2 separate regions of the Homo sapiens genome follow, and region 1 is linked to region 2. A link is a contact called in ENCODE Hi-C or POLR2A ChIA-PET data. All regions are on one chromosome and are shown on one strand. Each heading gives the region's core, a stretch centred on a gene start or an enhancer-like site at or near the end of the contact. The rest is flanking DNA. Distances are from core to core; before and after follow the strand shown.

Region 1 (7,339 bases), core at 373-2,872, 39 kb before region 2:
TTCAGAAGCCAGAAATGAATTTGCACAACCCCAGCCCTTCAGATGTCCCCTGTGGAAAAATAGGAAATTGGCAAGTAGGATCATTTCACGGATGTGCTGAAGCTGTCATTCCTAGAAATCTTTGGCTTCAGCTCCGTGCCGGGTAAGTTCACCTGCGAATGCAGTATGAACTGTTCCCATTTGTGAATTGCTCATATTCTAGAAAGATGAAGAGCCCTGTGTTCATTCTTAGTCTTCCTAGCCTTTGGCTATTGAAAAGCCTCCTAAATACCATGTTCTGATAATGTTGGAGTTGAATGTGTAAACCCCTCTGGTGTGACTGAAACATTGAGTTGTCACAATGTTAAGGAAGGGTCAATGAAGGAAATTAAATGATTTCAGCTCAGCATTCTTTTTTGCTTTGTTTTTTCGTAGTTGTTTAATATTTAGCTGTGTAGCTGCAGAAGAAAAAATAAATGAAAAACAGAGAAACAAGTGTATTCGTTTTGTGATTCTACTATTCCCTAAAAACTTAAGCAAGATACTCATGAGGTTGTAAGTGAATGGTTTGTCTAGTATAAATTCACTCTGACATCTCATCGTACTTGGTCCTAATACAGAAAATTCACAAATCTAGTCCACGGCCCACAAACATTTTCAAAGACGTCTTTTAATTTTACTTAAAATTTTCATAATTGTCATATTGCTTTCAAAGACAAATAAACTTTAAGGATAAAATATATCTATTTTCATCCCAGTTCTGTGCCATCCTGTGTTTTAATAACCACCCTAATTTAGTATTAACTAAGAGCTTCCTGTGTGACAGAAGATTCTTACTCTATCTACATTAGGCTTTTTCTAAATGACTAAAGTTTCTGAAATATTCAACGCAATCTACCATTTAAAAATTTGATAACATCTTCATTAGCATTTGGGTGCACCCTAAACTATTTCTACCAAACAGAAGTGCAGCGTTTTAGAAGAGCCTCACGGACTAGCTACATATATTTTTTGAATGTTAAAATTCTTTCTTTCCTCCTCTTTTGATCATTTTTCTGAAGTGGATTGTCTCTCCTCTCACCATTTGTCATTAGAGGCGTGTAATTTCATGACCCCTTTCTTCTCGCTACTTCCTCTAAACAAAAGGACACAATAAATAAACACAGGAGATAAGACAGTCTCTTCCCCCCAGCCTACCCCCTTCCTTTGAGTCTTTTGAGCAGCCAGAACCACTTTAGTCCTTCAAATATTGTCCTGAATTAGTATCCACACTGATGCAGTGAGGCTAGAGTACATGATAATAATAAATACCAAATGGAAGTGTAACTGTAATATGTGTATTGATATATATTTTTTCTAGTAGTTTTGGCTAACCTATCTTGCTGACTGTACTGATGAAGGTTGCGGGTAATTGTGTACGCGTTTCTGTGAAAGATAAATGACTTTCCTTCCCAAGGACGCTTGGCCAGGCCTTAATCCTGAGTGCCTGTGTGTGTGTGTGTGTGTGTGTGAGCGTGTGTGTGTGTGTGTGTGTAACTGTTTTCTGAAGGCCTGACAAGGCATCTTGATCATTTCCTCATTTTGAGGCCTACCCACAGCCTCGCACACGGCCCCCCTCTCTGAAATGTTATTATTCTGTCGTGAGGCCTTCTTCAGCCAGGATGTTACTTCATTTCCACCTTTTGTCTCTGCCTGAATGTGAATGATGCTCTTTCAGCAATATACAGCCGCTTAAACTCCCTGCTGCTGCCTTACATAAATATACAACACCCGTCTCGCCCTATAACTCACTTCAGGCCTGGAAAAATAGTGACTTCCTTTATTGGTCAGATTCTCTAGCAATTCCCAACAGCTGTATGTTCTCACCTCAGAGGATCCTTATCTTCAAGTTTCCATTTGTCTCAGCACTATTCCAGTGGATTGCCAATAAAAATGATTCCCATTTTTATAACCCCTGAGAACGCAGGAGCCAGCTTTCTAGAGAAACTGATGTACCCCCCGCCCCCAAACACACAAATAAACAAACAAACCAAACCTCCAGACAACTTAACAAAAAGGGCTATTTTGTCTTCTGGAGAGATGACCTTAGAACTGAGTACATAGGGAATTCAGTAAAACGTGAAGTGTTGTCTCGGAACACATTAATTACATTCATGAAAATCCATGTTTATTTTCTTCCTTGAGATAATACATGGAGAGATATGGCATATAATCATTAAGAGAACACGTGTTCATAGATATCTAAAAGGAATATCACGTTCATATTAGTTGACTGTATCTTTGTTAATAAGTTTAATCACTTCTCTGTGCTTCTGAATTCTGGGCAACTTTAAAATGTGGCTGGGTTCTACTGAACTTATTTTTTAAAGAAAATGATGTAGGGAAAAAAAGAAAAGCACTTCCGAAAAATTGAAGTTGCTATGTAATTGTCAGGTGCTATAATAAATAAAGGCACTTTATTTGGGTATTGATGCCAGTTACACGTGGACATTAGTTTGCGCTCTACTGCTACTTACTGCTGCAGAATTTGGGAAAACGCGCTATGTCAAGCTCAGCCTCAGTTGTCCCATCTGCCAAATGGGAGCTAAACACCTCCCTTTTAATATGTTTTTAAATTTAAGAAAGAGAATATACACTAAAGAGTAAACGCCAAAGTGCTCTACAAATGGTATAGCTCAAGTTACTTTTTCCCCTCCATAACAAAGCTGTGGTGACTACAGGCAATTTTTAAAGAAAAATGGAAGGAGTAGGGGCATGGAATGAAGAAAATGAGTATTTTTTTTAAGCTACTGCGTACTCAACAAGAGGGCAAGAGTGTTCAATACTAATGTGTCAAGGCTACACTTTTTTTAAGGTGCAAATTCAAGGAACAGGGAAATATGTCAGGTTAAAATCAGTAATACTCATCTACTTTATGACTTTACAACTCTCCATAGGAGAAAGAAAGACGGTTACTGCCATATAGCGTGTATTAGCAGAAGGGCTTGCTGGGGAGTTTTATTGCCAGGTGGAAACTGACAATTGTTACCATCTTATGCAAAACTTTGGCTCTGGGAGTTGTTTTCCCTTTCTGCCTCCTCTGTCCAACATCCCCCCCAAAGCATGAATGATGATTTCAGAAGTCACCTGGCTGTGATCAACACATCAAATCTGCCCCCAAAGACAGTTCCCAAATAAACTAACATGATCTTTCTGGCATTTATGCTGAATATGGCCTAGAAATGAGCAGTGTTTTCATTCCTACTCTCTCTCCTTGGAGGTATGTGCAGAGGTAGCTTTTTATAAATTCTCCTCCATACTTTCAACTCGGACCAAAATGTCCAAAACTGTCCCTCTGAATGGGAAATGATTGTAATCTTATAGCCAACATCATTAAAGGCAGCCCAGAGTCTTCTATTGCCCATTACCTCAAACAGCTGTGGGTAGAACTTAACATTATGTTAGGGTCAAATGTTCCCTTGTCAGTGGGGAAATTTTTCTGCTCTAAATGAAATGTTACAAAATACATTTCCCCCCACAAAGCTCTGAACTTGGAGCTGTTTTATTTATCTGACCATTCTGAGTACTGTAAAACATGTTGTTTCATGTTGTAACATAAGATCTTTTTTAAAGTGTGCCCCGAGCATTTGCAATTGTTATCAGGCCCAGATGTATCCGAGTGTCAGCGTGAAGCTCTCTGAGTTGGCTCAGATATACAGAATGTAATTAGCTCAAAGGCCTCCACGCTAAATTTGTAGAAGAAGCACCAGGACTGTCTGAGAATAACCATTAGCTCGCTCTTCTCCTCTCCTCCTTTTCACCCCAGCCCACTAACCAAAAAAAAAAAAAAAGGTGGCAAAAGTTAACATGTATTGTTCACGATGCTAAAGCTGTTTTGCGTAGAGCAAATGCAGGTTGTGATTGAGATTTTTGAATGAGAGAGAGCCAGTGGCAAAAGTTAGCTCGGAAAAAGAGATAAGATTAATAAAACTTATGACCTGAAGTAGATGAATTTAGAGACCTCAAAGAGAAAACATGATACTCAGTGCGTTTTTAAGATCACAGGCTTGAAATTCAAAATCATAACATTTTGCTTTCTTCTCTCTTCTAGACTTTCAACTTGTAATAATTAATCCAAGAACAAACATTTACATTATAGTCAACACTTTTTCAACCAGGGCTTCATTTTGTGTCATGTTCCATTGAAAAGTTTCTGGATATCAGAAAGAAAGTCAACCTGATATGATGCAACCAAGGAGTGACATGGGCTAAAATGACCTGCACTCTTAATAAAACTGAGTACTACATTAGGTTCAGAAAAAAGGGCAAAACCAAACAAAAATAGGTGGGTCATTTACCCAATGCAGTACACATTGGTGAAAGCAGCATAATTTCCTTCTGACACTTGCAGGAAATCAGTTTATGCCCTGAAGCATGAAATTTGATTGTAATTATTTTAGCTTGCTCAGCTACATATGTTATTGATGATCTTTCCTAAAAATCACCGGCCTTTTAGAAATCTTGCCACAGTACTTGACTCAACGACCTGTAAGTTATACATAATAGAAAATAAACCATGCAGGGCTTCTCTATTGATTGTTCCATAGAACTCACTCTTCCTAAAGAGTGAAGCACCAACATTATATAACATTGGTATAGAAAATGAGATTATATTTATAAATGTCTTGTAAAAGGTGCAAAGTCCACATGAATTAACCAACTGGCTGGAGACCTCACGTATCTTAGAGTGCTCAGAGTTCACATCGACATTTTACTCTTAGTTTATAAATCCAAAAGCCAGTTTTTGTAAGTACAGTGAAATGACGGGTTAAAGTAATTATCCAGGTGATACAAGCTTCTAAGGGTATCGTTGAAAATGTTACTAAAATGCCTGGGGTTTGGTCTAAGTCCTGTTGCTCGCAGCACAGAAAGCCAATCACTGAGACAGCAGGTATTGCCAGGGAAGAAGGCTTTAATTGGGTGCTGCAGCTGAGCAGATACATCAGTCTCAAACTCATCCACCTGGTGGACTGAAATTAAAGGTTTGTATAGCAGGGAAGAAGTGTAACTGGGAAAACAGGAATCAGGGAGCAGGAAGGAAGAGGAGTTGGTAAACAGGAAACAGATGGTTGGGTAGGCAGTCATGATAGGTGAGGGGTCTGGTGTCACATTGTCCAGATGTGGTGATCTGGTAAGTTTCCCTTCCTTGATACTATCTGGGAGTCCTGATGGTTTATTTCCTGAGAAGGGACCTCAGATAAGACAATTGTAACTTTCTCAAGTTTTAATACTGGGAAGGTCCATTTCTATGTTTATTCAAAGAAACCATAAATGTCACTTCTATGGGACAACTGGTCTAGTTTCAAAAATACACACTGAGATGAACACCCAAACTGGTCATCCACATTTATTAAAGTTTTTGAATAACTTTCCAATTCCTCACGTTGCTCTTTTGCTGAAAAAATGAGTAAAAATTCCAGATATGTACATAAAACATAAATTAATCAAATAAGCCAGATAATACAAGATTATAACATTCTAGGGGCTCTGGCTACCTGAGCTGAAAGTTGGAGGCTCCCATGGTTTTGAATTTGGTAGCAGAACAAGTGACCTTCCCCAGCAGTGTCTTAAGAAAATCAAGGATTTTCCTGGCAGAAAAAGTTCCTGTTCATAACATGGGAAATACATAGTGACATAACAATGCTTTATGTCATTTTGCTCTTTGCATATTCTTCCCTTCTATTCTGAGTAAGAATTAAATTGTACTAATTGAAATAGAATAGAATCTTGACTATACTTAGGATTTCCACCTAAACTGCCTGCTAGAAAAAGTTTTACTCCAAAGTTTGAGTGGCTTTGAATACATTTCTTTGTTTCTCTTTATGCTCTGCCTCTGAATACTTAATACGGTGTGCACCTGCCCACAGACAGCAGTGTGCACGTACATGGACATCTACCCCCAAGGAACTTCATCTTACCAAGTGAGACCAATATTTTAAAAACTAATGATGCAATAAATTCTTGATGATCCCGGTAATAAGCATGAAGAGAGATCAGTGACAGGGATGTGCTAAGGGAATGGCCAGAGAAACTGGGCCCCAGATAGTGGCTGGGGGGAGAGGAGGCTTCATGTCTGAAATGAGATTTGGAGCTTGATGTGGTTTAGCTTTGTCCTCACCCAAATCTCATCTTGAATTGTAGCTCCCATAATCCCACACGTTGTGGGAGGGACCCGTTGGGACATAATTGAATCACAAGGGTGGTTTCTCCCATACTGTTCTCGTGGTAGTGAATAAGTTTCACAAGAACTGATGGTTTTATAAGGGGAAACCTTTTTCACTTGTTTCTCATTTTCTCTTGTCTGCCACCCTGTAAGACATGCTTTTTCCATCTGCCATGATTGGGAGGCCTCTCCAGCCACGTGGAACTGTGAGATCATTAAACCTCTTTTTCTTTATTACTTACCCAGTCTCGGGTATGTCTTTATTAGCAGCGTGAGAACAGACTAATACAGAGCTCCAATAGGAACTAAGCAGTTGAATAGGAAGTAAAATACATTTTACACAGAAGAAACCTCTCTTTTTCAGCAAAATACATTTTTAAGTTGGCTTGGTGGTCTGAAGTCTTCATTCAGAAGGAAATCAGCTTCAGCACCATTCAGTGGCAAGAAACCTGTTCCCTGAGTTACCACAAAGACACTTCTGATCTCAGGGTATTTCTGTGACTCTTTCTCACTCCACTGTGATTTTTCTCCAGATTTCACTCCCGTGGATTGTGCGGCTCTGGTGAGGCATTAGAAAGCCTACTGGGTATGAGATATGGAACTCCAAAAGTACAACTCAAACCAAGCTCATTGCAGGGGGAGAGGTTAAGTTACGAAGAGGTAGAAGAAATATTTTACATGATACCACAATATTCAGAGAAGAGGATGAAAGAAAAGCGGTAGTTAATCTAGGAAGAAGGAGAAGCTCTTCTTTTCTAAAGATGCTTCCCATATTGTTAATAGAAGACAGAGGCACCAAATGCTTAAATGACATTAGGTAAATAATAGAGAGAAAACTGGAGAAAGCAGACACATCTTTACATGTGAAAATGCTCTACTTCCTTCCCTCTCCCATCGTTCCCACCTGGTTAGATTTTGCGAGCTCTCACCCCTCCTCTTATGAAATAATTTTCCCCTGCAGCCTTAGTTCTGCAAAGTCAACGTGGCTTATGAAAATCAAGTTGTATTCTGTATATTTAATACATCATCTCTAAGGATAATCATTCCAGAATCTGAACTTGTTTCTGTTATCTAGCTCCGCTTGACAATGATTTATGAACCAGAAAACAAGACAGCTTCATTTTCATAAAGCAAACGGAACCTTCTGGAGCAGGAGGA
Region 2 (6,831 bases), core at 1,358-3,857:
GCAACTTCCACAATTCAGCCGTCATTTTTTCCCTTCCTCACCCGGCCCTGGCCCTCAGAATGTTTGCGTGGTGTCACCGTGAATGTGCTTGGAGCAGAGTTATATGGCATCATTTGGAGAAACATTGCGTTAATAACCAGAGTTCAAGGGCAAAGGATATAAACGGAGCAAATTACAAGTCTGAACAGATATATAGCTTTTGCTAAAAGGGACATGGGCTGCTACTTTATTTACTGGGCACTGGTGCACTTGTGGAAGGTGCCGGAACGCAAAAAGGCATTTTTGAAGGACCACATCACAGCCTAAGAGAACAGCATACATCTTCAGACTAGGAAGAAAGCTAGTGCAAGGATCAACGATTCTATGTCTTAATGAGAGAATACGATTTGCTATCAGGTACCTTAAGTTTCTGGGGTAATTTCACAGAGGATAATATCATTTTATGTGCCACCATGGAAGGAAAGCAGAGGTTTGTTGGAAACCTGAATTCTATCAGTCATTTCAAACTGCACCTTTGCTCAATTTGTGAAGAATTTTTTTGCTGTAACCATTTTAACCAGGGTTATCAACCTAGTTCAAAATTAACACTATGAAAGAGTGATTTGTAAAAATGCTATATTTTATTTTTATATACCAACTTCAGAGCTATTTCAATGATTGAACAGAAACCAAAATCCAAAAGAGAGGAAAGAAATTTTTAAAGAAACAAAAGGACTTCATTAATAACTAAAGAAAATGAATATCAAAAAATAATTCCCACCTGCTACATTACCAAATACTTTTCCAAATAGTCTCAATAACATGGAGCATACTTTTTTTTAAAATGTGATACATTTCACAATGTAGACATATATCAAAACGTCACATTGTGTACCTTGAATATATACAATTTTTATTTGTCAATTTTTCTTCAACAAAGCTGAAAAAAATGTAATACAAGATTTTCCTGCTGGCAGGATGGGGCGGTACAATACTTTTTTTTGTAAGTTAGCTTGAAAATGATTGTAAAAAAACTACGAAAATGTTCCTAATGTATGGCCCATTTATTCCACTTCAATAAATTTCTTTGAAATTAATAATTTAAAACATGGAAATGTTGCCTCAAGATGTTCCTTACTGTGTTATTTACTCTAGTGAAATCCAAAAGCAACCTAAATATCCAACATCAGGAAAATAGTTGAGCAAACCATATATACAATTAATGAAAGATTATGCAGTTATTAAAATTGGTTAATATGGATATTCTCTAATAATATTAAAAAGTCCCTTCGACATAATGCTGTGTGAATCACTACATAATCCCACAATTCAAATGTACTCTTTTATAAGTATGTAAGCATACATATAAACAATTCTAGTAAGAAGCATGCATACATTTAATTTACATGGGCATTTTTTTGGTATATGCTGTCCCTGTTAGCCTGATGGGATTATTATGTTTCCTTTTCCCATTTCTTTTTTCTAAAGTTACTGTTCTGTTCATATGGTATTTGAAAGAGAAACACTTGTACTTAAGCTCTCTCTTTCCACCCACTCGCTTTTCAATCAGTTATATAAAATATACCTTGGTGATATGTTTCCATCTCATTTATTACTATTTTAAACATGGCTTTCACTTTCTTCGTGGTGGTAGTGGACATGGCAGAGGAAGATGGTGTAATTCAAAAGCACAATTAAGCAGAAAATCATTTTCCTCCTAGAAAAAAAAATCTGGTTTTTTCTAAACTATTTTACTCTCAGAAGTAAATGAATCAGCACCTGCAGGACTGACTGCCTCCTCGACAGGAGATGCTTTACCTTCAGCGTGGCGGTTTGCGCAGGAGGAATGCTTGCAGTGAATGGACCTGTCTGTCTTTCAGTCGCCAAAGAAGAGCCCGGATGACACAATAGCTCTCTATCAGCCCCATTTCTATGGTGGTTCACGACTTATTCTCTCCTGCTAACCGTCTGCCTGCTTCGACCCTCACTCTCAACCTAACCAGTGTTAAAAAGGACACTTCTTAAATAGAATTGCCTAAAACAATGCACCGTCATCCTTTTGCAAGGGCAAACAAAACATATTCAAATTGCTCATGACTTTTAAACAAGTAAAAGCTAGATAAATTATGAAAATGTTGCATATCCTAATGTGCTATATATATATATATAGATATATATATATATATCGGGCACATCCTTCTATTTTTTTCTTTTTCGAAAAAAAAGTTTACTAGCGTTTACTAGCCAATTATCTTATATTTTTAGCCTGTGTAGAATATCTAAAGTGTATTGTCCACGCCCCTCCTTTTTAACCCATTTTCAATGGGTTTAATATTGCCCGAGATAAGGGGATGCAACTGTTCAGGTCTGATTTCCTGTTGTTTCTCAGATACTGATAGGGCATCATTCACATACATGACAAATAAGACTTCTGAACTGTTTGCCATTTGGGAAGGGGAGGCTCGCGGGTTGTTCCCTGGCGAAATGATTTGTGAAACATCAGTCCGAAATTATTCGGGGGTTCTTCGCCCTCCACTTTCCCATAGCGCGTTTTCCTTTCTCCCACAGAGATATAATAGAAACTAATCTTCAAAATCCAAACATTCCAAGCCCCATCCTTTTGTGCAGGCATCTCGCTGTCTGCGCTGGGCACGGAGCGGCGCGCGCGCGCCCGTCTTTCCCTCGGCGGCCCCCGCGGCTCGGACCCGGGCCGGCAGACAGGCCATCCATCATCCGCCCTCCTCCCGCGGAGCGCCGCAGCCGCCGCGGCCAATCCGGCGGCAGGTGGGGCCGCACCTGCGCGACAGCCCGCCGCTTCCCTCCGCTCCCTTCGCCGCGCCTCGCGTGCTAGCGGTGCCCTTGTGAGCCACTGCGTTCTCCAAGGCCAGAACGGGACAGGTACGCTCGGGTGACAGGGACCGTACGTGCGCTGAGCCCGCGGCTGGCAGCCAGGGGGGCGGCTGGAACGTGGGAGGACACGCTGTCCCTTAATACACACGCGTGCTTTGGATGGGTGTGTCATCTATTTGTGGACATACGGGCCCTCACTGGGTTTAGCCTCTTAAAAAGTTGAAGAATTAAGATGCTTACCTTTGGAAGGGAAGTGTAACTGAGAACACGTTTTAGTGATAGAATGTGTTGCCTCTGGTCTGTTTCTTGGGTGAACCCATGGTGCAGTTTCCAAGCCACGTCTGAATTCCGCATGCCCCCTACATACTTCAGGCAGTATTCCCCTAAGGCCTAAGTGAGAAATACTGACTCAATACTAAAGATTAAATAGTATCCATAGGATACAAAAATTACCCCAAACAAAAACCTAACCTAGACCTCAAGGACCATGAAAAGACTGTAACAACTTAAAGAAAAAATAGGACCTCAAACTACAGAGAAGCTTTCATTTTCCAAATAGGCAAATTATTTGTAGTGCAATCCGCTTGTTTTTGTGGGGGCTAAAGCGGGTGTAGAGTTGCTTGGCTATTCTGTGGAGGCAGCTAGATAAGTCCTGCTAACATGTTATGGATTTTGTAAGCGGGCTCAATAACTCCCTTTGGTTTAAAAGGTCCAAAACATGTATTTTATCATGTAATTTGAGAACAAATGAGAACAAGCAGAATGCCTGCCTCCCCCGATATGTTCCAGGAGTGTGTCTATGTAGATGTCAATTACGTAAGTGCAAGGCCTTGGAAAACAACAGCCCTGCAGGTGGCTTCAAGGCTTCAAGATTTTTCAGAAAAGCATATTTCTTTTATTTTCTTTAAGAAAAATACAAAATAAAAATAACAGCAACCACAGCCGCAAGCATTACCCTCCAACCTCCTGCCCCTGTCTTGCTTCTGAGTCATAAATCATGAAAAAGAGAGAGACAATGACTCCAGTTTTCCTGCCTTTAACAACTGGAACTGCTAATGCCAAAAAGGAAGAGAAATAAACAGGCGAGCTGTATTTCTGCAGAAGAAGGAGAGGTGCCCTTGGGAAACCGGAGGTTCCTCATCTCTAAGGACCTCCCTTCCCTAAAAAGGGTCTCTCCCTTTAAAGTTAGTGGTTCTCAAACCTGTCTTCATGTGAGATTCACATAGGCTTTTGTTTTTTGTTTTAAGAAATACAAATGCCAAAATTAATACTCTGGTTTGATTGGTCTGGGGTGTGGTGGAGGCAGAAGCACTTTGGGGTTAGACATAGGTATTTTGGGAAAACCTTTCCAATCCTTGGCATGTGCAGCCATCCAGCTGTGCATTCCAATCCTGTTCTGTTTCATGGGCTACATGAGATATTATTTGATTCTATTTCATGAGATATATGAACGGGATTCCTGGGATAGTATTCTGTTCTGTTTCACAGGATATACTTATGCCCCCATCCCACAGTTGTCTCCCCTCTCCACTCAAGCATATGCACAGAACCCACATTGGGTAAACAAGATCTCTCTTTTTGTTTCTTTTCCACTACTCAGTTCTATTAGCATTTTAGTGTATTCATTCTGGTTGTTAAAATGTATCACTCCTCATTTTAACACCTCGATAGCAGTTTGGGATTTTTGTTATTTGCTGTTGGTGCATTTATATTTACATATTATTTTTTAAAATACTGAGTTTCGGGAATTGGAGAGCAAGTGATAGACTTGCTGTGACATTTTGAAGTCTAAAATGTTTTTATCAGAACCTGGAAGCCCAGCATGTTGGAGAAGCTCCCCCTTCAGAGCGTGGCCTTTGTTCATCCCCTTCAGGCCCACCTGAGCCACTGAGGATCGCCCGCAGAAGGCTGGCTGCACATTTTGTATGAGCAGAACATTCTTCCTGTTCACCAAAGTGGAACTGAAGTTTCTCTTTCCCTTGGATTTTCTCACTCTCCATGGCCAGCAGCGCCACATTTCTGGATTATGTTGTACGCTTTACCTTGAGAGATAGATGATCTGGTCTTTGATTAGACACCCTGACCTTTTACGAGTGTTGATCATTGATCATGATCTAGGCTGGATAGAAAGCTCTTGACTCTGAAAAGTTACTCGGCTGCTGACACCACAGGGAAATGCAATTTCTGAGTCCTGGTAGTCACTGCAGCAGGACTCCCCCTCAATTAGGATTTCTCTTGTTATTATTTTACTTTTCTTAAGCAAGCTGCAGCCTCTACTCTCCAGCTCTAGCTTTTAGTTACGGTAATCAATTTTTCTGTGTAACTGGCTGTAATTGTTGGCTTGGATATTGAGCTTTCATGGAGCTTAGACATAGAGTGTTCCCGTGAAGGGTCTTCTCCATGCCTAGCAGACAGATGGGTAATAATGCCATATATTAATACCTCCACATTGGTTTATGTGTGTTTGACCACAGTGCAAGCATAATTATTTTTGCCCAGTAAAAGCTATTAGAGATCTATTTGGTAGGTTTTACGATCAATAGCTCCTGTGATATTTGTGTGGCAGCCACAGAATAATCAATTGAAGGTCATATAAAGTAAATTACCATCCTCCTATAATGATTCTTGTTTCTAGATGAAAATTGGGTTTTATTATTTCATCAGGAGCCTCTCACGACGCATGCTCTGTCTGTTTGAGAAAGAGAGATATCAAAGTTGTGAGCGTGTTTTGAACATAGTATTAATATCCATTACTTGAATTTATGGTATTGGATTATTGAATTAGTGGATTCACACTGGAATTCCTTCAAAACCCTTTCTTATGTACTCAGTGACACACTTAACAGTCGAGAGCAAACGGACGGCTTTGCCGCGTGGTGGAGTGAGTCACTTTGCAAAAGTCAATCTTGGTAGCTGTCTCTTTAAAGCAAATTTAGAGTTGGTTAAATGTGTTATATTGACAGTGTGACCGACTGAGCTTCTCTCTGCAAACCCTTTTGGAGAGTGACTGGTGAACTAAACAGGAGATGGAGTCAGGAATGCTGAATACTAATGCATAGTCCATGAGTAGCTCAAGGTGAAAGGGGGGCAAGTGGTGGGCGGAGAGGAGAGAGTCCTGTGCACCTGCTCTCCAGCCAGGTCTCTCCCTCATGCAAGATGCCTAACCTGGATTTCAGACTGGCAGTGCGAGCCAGAGTGATGGCTGTGCCTCTATAAAAGATTGCAATTTGCCAACCGGAGGCATGCAATCCCCCAACTGTCTTAAAGGGACCCATTTTCAAAGTTTAGCCTTTCTTTTTGTGGGTGCAATCAGTTGTGCACTGAAAAACTGCAGCCACAGTTGGATAACTGCAGGCACAACAGGCCACGAGAGGCCTCTTTGCTCCAAATTTTGTACCTGCAACTAATTGCACTTACAGAAAATGGGAGTGTGGTAGGAGTTTTTTTTTTTTTAAATTGGGGCCAGTAAATTCTCCATGGAAGAAATAGGCAAGGAAAGAGACAGTTACTCACTTTCTTAAGGACAAAGGCAAATGGAGACATCCTTTCCTTGACACACCCCATCTAGTCTATAGAGCATGGTATAGAAGCCAAATACCAGGTACCACAAATGCCCTGATCATCTGGGACATTGCCTGGGACTCAGTAACGTCTTGCAAATGTACAAGAAATAATCTATGAAAAGTAGCCCAGAGAAGACATTAGTGAGTTTGAGACAATAACTCCGGTGATAAATTAATGAAGTGTTTTATAATAAATAGCAGAGGGGATTTTCTTTCTATTTAAATAAATTGTTAGTTACTTCTCATTTGCTTTGCAGATAACTCATGCAAAAATTAAGATAGTAGTGACTCTGGATTTTATTCAAAAGGTAAATCTGGAGCCTCTTTGCATTTACAGATATTTATAAATGTACATACATAAGATATGTATGTATTTATATATATATATAAATTATATATGGTATATCTGTATACGCACTTATATACACATATTTTATAC

Evidence for each region. Hi-C counts contacts between places; a loop is a spot of excess contacts on that map. ChIA-PET counts read pairs that join two places held with the same protein, here RNA polymerase II (POLR2A). Pooled maps may share reads with other maps.
Region 1: a map of endothelial cell of umbilical vein shows a loop between it and region 2 (7-fold over the local background). The contact joins the enhancer-like site here to the promoter of LETR1 in region 2. A Hi-C loop is called at or near these places in 3 of 168 maps with a recorded cell type or tissue (CD4-positive, alpha-beta T cell, endothelial cell of umbilical vein and heart left ventricle) and 3 of 50 pooled maps. POLR2A ChIA-PET finds 5 or more read pairs at or near these places in 3 of 52 experiments (BJ, HEK293 and activated T-cell).

Annotation. Positions count from the first base shown.
Region 1 is chr15:95,360,114-95,367,452 of GRCh38, reverse strand. No RefSeq gene overlaps it. Among named protein-coding and RNA genes, the nearest start is that of LETR1, 37 kb to the right of the region's middle. Within about 2 kb of position 1,622, at least 3 of the 41 ENCODE cell types and tissues checked have a DNase peak (open chromatin) inside an H3K27ac peak, as active enhancers do; they include endothelial cell of umbilical vein, where a contact is called at or near this core.
Region 2 is chr15:95,322,876-95,329,706 of GRCh38, reverse strand. LETR1 (lymphatic endothelial transcriptional regulator lncRNA 1) reads left to right here and starts at 2,607. Exons shown (of 4, transcript NR_034095.1): 1 at 2,607-2,877.